Regions from separate parts of the Homo sapiens genome. Here region 1 is linked to region 2. Evidence: read pairs that join two places in POLR2A ChIA-PET (ENCODE). Cell type or tissue: HepG2. All regions are shown on one strand. Each heading gives the region's core, and the rest is flanking DNA. Links, peaks and the distances in the headings are about the cores only. Region 1 overlaps CRB2 (crumbs cell polarity complex component 2). Region 2 has its middle 31 kb from the start of CRB2.

The links. ChIA-PET counts read pairs that join two places held together with the same protein. Peaks named below come from ENCODE experiments on the same cell type or tissue, not always from the same donor. Only the 100,000 strongest peaks of a DNase experiment are listed, where the experiment ranks them.
Region 1: POLR2A ChIA-PET joins it to region 2 with 8 read pairs; 2 of 35 experiments call an interaction of 5 or more read pairs at or near these places.

Annotation. Positions count from the first base shown.
Region 1 is chr9:123,374,359-123,377,260 of GRCh38, forward strand. CRB2 (crumbs cell polarity complex component 2) reads left to right here. Exons shown (of 13, transcript NM_173689.7): 11 at 221-337; 12 at 859-985; 13 at 2,480-2,902. The coding sequence ends at 2,704. Among named protein-coding and RNA genes, the nearest start is that of CRB2, 20 kb to the left of the region's middle. RefSeq lists enhancers at 1,346-1,964, 1,965-2,582. In HepG2, for the core only: no CTCF peak of the experiment used is centred there; a DNase peak (open chromatin) is centred at 1,583; H3K4me3 peaks cover 836 bases.
Region 2 is chr9:123,323,848-123,326,749 of GRCh38, forward strand. No RefSeq gene overlaps it. Among named protein-coding and RNA genes, the nearest start is that of CRB2, 31 kb to the right of the region's middle. RefSeq lists an enhancer at 2,411-2,902. In HepG2, for the core only: no CTCF peak of the experiment used is centred there; a DNase peak (open chromatin) is centred at 1,124; H3K4me3 peaks cover 548 bases.

The DNA of each region.
Region 1 (2,902 bases), core at 131-2,630, 50 kb after region 2:
AGTCCTTACACTTTGTTGTCCTGAGTCCTCTGAGACTCTGGAAAGCGAGTGCAACCCTGTGTCCCTTCCCTCCCATCAGGGACCTCAATCCCATGCCCAATAGAGGAAGGCCCTGAGTTCCATACATGAGAACACAAGCTCAGGTGGCCCACGGTCACAGCGCTGGGGAGGGCAGGTCCCAGGTGTCCTGCACCCACTCCAGCCTCTGCTCTCTCCCCAGGTTGCCTGTCCCATCCAAGGAGTGCAGCCTGAATGTCACCTGCCTCGATGGCAGCCCATGTGAGGGTGGCTCTCCCGCTGCCAACTGCAGCTGCCTGGAGGGTCTTGCTGGCCAGAGGTGGGTCTGGGGGCCTGGGAACTGTGAGGAGGTCCAATGAATGTGGAGGGCTGTTCCTCCAGCCAGGGTGGGGCGGGGGTCCTCGCCCACCTTCTCACCCCTCCCTGGTATCACAGTCACCATTGTCACTTGAGTTTCCTTCCATGACTCGCAAGACCATCCTCTGTGATACAGACTGCTGCTGGGCAGTGGTTGCCTGGTGGCAGTTCTGGAAACCCAGCCTCAGCCCGCCTGTGGGAGACCATAAAAGTGCAGATTCTGGGCCCTGCAGACAGTGGCGTCAGCGTCTGGGGCACCTGCCTTCACACAGGCTCCCGTCACCCTAATGGGATGAGAGTCCTTCTCAGTGACGGCTGCTCAGGTGGTCACCTGGCAGGGCCCAGCTGGGCAGGAGCAGCGCATGGGGACAGTGGATGGATAAGCTCTGATGCTTGCTGAAGTGGGGATGGGCAGCAGAGCAGCTGGGAGCACAAGAGGCAGCCATGGGGGAAGCCGCTTTCTCAGCCCCCCTCCCTCTCCAGGTGTCAGGTCCCCACTCTCCCCTGTGAAGCCAACCCCTGCTTGAATGGGGGCACCTGCCGGGCAGCTGGAGGGGTGTCTGAATGTATCTGCAATGCCAGATTCTCCGGCCAGTTCTGTGAAGTGGCGGTGAGTGTTGTCAGGGGTGAGGGGCCGTGGACGTGGCCTGCTGGGCCCTTGGCGAGATGCTGCTGGGGAGAGAGCGCAGCACCATGGGGCTGTTCCTGGGCCACTCTGTCATGGGGTGGGGCAGTGAGAGGAGCCTCAGGTCCCTTCCACACCCCCCACACAAGAGGTATTTCCACTGCAGGGAGAGCTTTGGGGGCTGTCACCGTCTATTGACAAGAGCACAAAGCTCCTAGCTGGGTCAGCGGCTTCCTCAGAGTGCCCAGGGCAGTGGCAGTGAGGACAGATGGTCTCTGCCAATCCAACCAGGACTCAGGGCCATGTTGGTGTTCTGGGATTTAGGTTGGTGAATCCAGGAGACTCATCTCCAGGGGTTTCTGAGCCAGTGTCCTGAGTAGGAAGACACGGAGGGGCAGGGGGCCTGGGAGTCCGCACTGGAGCAGGCTCGGCCCGCTGTGCAGGCTGGCCCCAACCCCGGGTGGCTCAGCCCAGGAGGAGCCTGGACAGACGAAGGCAGCAGGCGCTGGAGCTGTGAACCTCCCCGCCACACCCCTTCCTGGGGCGGGGTGGGGGGAGTGGGTGCTGGCGAGGAGAGGCTTGGAAGGGAAGTCTGGGGAGCAGCCTTGATCTCTACAGGCTTCTGGCAGCCTGGGTCATAAACCACAAATCCCCTCCGCTTACGGGGAATGTTTCCTTTCAAGTTGAACTTTTACAGCCTCTGGCTTCCCTACCCAGCCACCTCCCCAGGGCAGGGGGAGGAAATGGCTTTACAGCTCCTCCCTCAAAATGTCCAACGGTGGAGGCTGGCAGGACCCTCTCAGGACCAGAGGAACTTTCCTGTCAAGTTTTAGGACCCAGGTCACAGTGGGCTGGGAAGCCTGGAGGTACAGAGGGAGGCTGGTGAGTCCCAGAGCCCATGCCTCTGGAATCCTCGCATCCTGGGACTACAGAGTCCCAGGCATGTAGAGGCTTTGATGGGGAATCCTGGGAGCCTGTGACTGGAGACACCAGGGAGGTTTGCTGGGCTCCCCGAAGCCTGGGCCGAGGCTCGCAGGGACAAGCTGTCATAACAGCCCCTCGGCCCCCCTGCCACCCTGCCCCCGCAGGTGGGCCCCAGTGGATTCTGACCTTGCTATTGTGGCAGGGGGCCGCTCAGCCTGCCCCTGCTCCTGCTCTGCCTCATGAGACCCTCGTAGGCTTCTGTGAAACCCATGCACCCTGCTTAGCTCCTGCCGGGTGTTCAATAAACGCCCATCTCTGTCCTTCTAGCCAGAACTCCTTTGTTGTATAGGCCTCCCCGAGCAGTGGCTGTGACAGGTGGTTTCCTGGCACTTGCCTGCATACCCCTGGGGCTGGGTCTTCACTGCTCCCAGGGCAGCCTGCTCCCAGCTCTGATTTTCTCTGAGTAGGTCCTTGTGCTGCGCTCTCTGCTCTCTGAGGGCCCCGGCGTCCTCCCCTTCTCTGCGGTCTTAGGCCTCGGTGTCGTGTCTCTTGCAGAAGGGCCTGCCCCTGCCGCTGCCATTCCCACTGCTGGAGGTGGCCGTACCTGCAGCCTGTGCCTGCCTCCTCCTCCTCCTCCTGGGCCTCCTTTCAGGGATCCTGGCAGCCCGAAAGCGCCGCCAGTCTGAGGGCACCTACAGCCCAAGCCAGCAGGAGGTGGCTGGGGCCCGGCTGGAGATGGACAGTGTCCTCAAGGTGCCACCGGAGGAGAGACTCATCTAGGCCAGCCTGGCTGCTGGCACCAGCACCTGGAGGTCCTGAATGGTTTCTACCTGGAGACCCAAGGAAGCTGCTTCCAGGGCTCGGGACATTGCTACGGAAGTGTCCCCTTGGCTGGCAGCCTCTGCCTCTGCCTCTGCCCCATCCTGGATGGAGGACGAGGGGAGCAACTCAGGGAAACAGAGGCCTAGAGAGGCTGCG
Region 2 (2,902 bases), core at 170-2,669:
CCAGGGTCAAATCTGTATTCTTACCTCACTTTGCAGCACCTAGCAAAGTGCCTGGCAAGCTCAGTAATGACTGCCGAATGAATGTGTCTTTATTTATGCACCACCTTGTTCCAAAAAAGACTTGAGGCTGTAAGATGACATATGTCATTGAGAGCATTGTGATTTTTTTTTTTAGACAGGGTCTCACTCTGTCACCCAGGCTGGAGTACAGTGGCATGATCATAGCTTACTTCAGCCTCAACCTCCTGGGTTCAAGCTATCCTCCCACCTCAGCCTCCTAGGTAGCCGGGACCACAGCCATGCGCCACCACATCCAGCTAGTTTTTAAATATTTTTATAGAGATGGGGTCCCGCTATGTTGCCCACGCTGGTCTTGAACTCTTGGGCTCAAGCCATCCACCCACCTCAGCCTCCCAAATTGTTGGGATTACAGGCGTGAGCCACAATGCCCCACTAGCACTGTGAATTGTAAAGCACATTCAAAAATCTAGTTGTTACCATCAATAGCCCTTGACTCTCCCCATGGATAGTCTTCCTAATGACAGTCTGCCCGGAGTGTCACACACCTGTGTGGTTGACTAGCTCCCTGCCTCCCAGAGTGTCTGTTTTTGTCTGGTGATAAGAAAAGTCTGGGTCTCAACTGCTCATGAGGCTGACGCAGGAGAATCGCTTGAACCTGGGAGGTTGTAACACTGCATCACAGCCTGGGCAACAGAGACTCTATCTCAAAAAAAAAAAAAAAAAAAAAAAAAAAAAGAGGAAAGAAAAGTCTGGGTCTTGCAGAACAGCAGAACGGAACCTAAACCTGCCTCAGGTAACTTCTGGTGGCCGGTCCCAGTTCTGCCCTCAGGGCTTCAGCCCTTTCAGCCCAGGACCTCCTCCAAGGGATTTGAGGACCAGGAAGCTCCAGTCTGATCTGTGAGCTGGGAAGGGGAGTGAGGGGCTGGGGCAGATATGTGCTTGGCCGCCCGGGGAGGTGCCCTGGCTGTCCACCCGCACCCAGGCCTCTGAGGGCAAGCTGGGGGTGTGAGGACAATGGAGCTGTGTTTTAGTTAAACCGTAGCTCTTGGTGAAATCCCAGGGAGCCTGAATAATTGACAGTGTGGTCAGCAGCTGACCGCTGACTTTCAGGCATGGTGGAAATCGATCTGGTCAACATTTACTGCCCTGGCCCTGGGAGGCCTGGGGGTCGGAGGTGAAAAGTATTGCCCCATCCTGAGTCCTAATCAAACGGTGTGGAGTTGGAGTTAGGTGGACTCACCTGTGTGACTGCGAGCTGCCCTTCTCTGAGCCTGTTTCCTTCTGCCTTCAATGTGGCTAGGAATCCGGTCCTCACGGGGAGACTGAATGGGAAAGAGCTGTGTGCATCGTAATGAGGGGAAGAGGATAAATCTGGTTTGGGATGTGTCTGAGTCTAAGGGCCCGTGGGGAAGCCTGGAGGTGAAGGTTCAGCCACTGGATAACTGGGTCTGGAGCTGGCGGGAAGCAGAAGGTTAGAAGTCCCATCTCTAAGTGGTCTCTGCAGCCACAAGAATGGATGAAGTTGTACAGCATGGACATAGAGCCAGGAGAGGACCCAGCACAGACACTGGGAGGCCACCCACTTCTAAGGTACAGTTGTGGCCCCAGGAAGGGGAGACACACAGAGGGACAGAGGAGCCACTGGGAAGGAACAATGTGGGTCAAGTCAGAATGTGGAAGGCGGCAGAAAGGTCAGGAAGAATCAAGACTGAAAAGGGTTGGCTGGACCCAGTCACAGGGAGGCTTCGCAGTGCACTCTGTGAGGGCAATTTCAGGAGAGTTGTTGGGACTGTGGGAGGAGAACCAGGTTTTCTCAATAGCAGGATTTCTAGGGGTGAGGAGACACGGGGAGCATACAGACACCCACGTCTTCACTTCCATGGATGACGTTCTGCATGGACCTCTGGCCATTTTGTGTTTTTGTTTTTGTTTTTGAAACAGAGTCTTGCTCTGTTGCCCAGGCTGGAGTGCAGCTGTCTGATCTCAGCTCACTGCAACGTCTGCCTCCCGGGTTCAAGCAATTCTACCTCAGTCTCCCGAGTAGCTCAGATTACAGGCACCTGCCACCACACCTGGCTTTTTTAAGTAGCAATGGAGTTTCACCATGTTGGTCAGGCTGGTCTCAAACTCCTGACCTCAGGTGATCTGCCCACCTCCCAAAGTGCTGGGATTACAGGCATGAGCCACCGTGCCCAACCCGAGCTCTGGCCATTTTTAGGAACACCCAGGCTTTAGACCTAGCTCAGCCACAAGTTGTAAAGTCATTTCCAGTCTGATAGTTAAGCCTTTTTTCAACCTAGTCTCAGCTGTTTTCTTTAGCCTCAATTACCATCCCTCCCCATCTTCCCCCACCATAGCCATCCAGAAACCTCCTCTCACCTTTGAATGTCACCTCCCACCCCAGCAGTTCCTGACATCCCCCCATGGAGACTTAATTCCTCTCTTCTCTGGACCTTGTACACTTTTTCCAATGCCTGTGTTTGTACAGTCACTTGTTCACAGATGTTAGCTGTACACCTACTATGTGTCTGGCTCTGTGCAGACTCTGCGATTCAGCAGAACAAGACAGGCAGTGGCAAACTCCATCTCTAACTGGGGCAAGAAGAGGGGAAATTAAGGAGGCAATAAATAACCATACTGCCAGGAGGGCAGGGCCACGGCCAGACCCCGGACGGATGGACGGACTGCGAATGCAGCCAGCTCCCTCCCCTCCCCACTCTCCTCTCTCCTCCCCACCTCTCCTCTCCCTGTCAGCATCAGCGTCCTTCTGCTACTCATTTGGCTTCCCCTACTTTGTGGAAAACAAGAGAGCTCTCAGCTCCAAAGGCCTCACCGGGGAGAGTATAACTGTTTCCCCCCAAGTTCCAGTTTAAAATGAAAC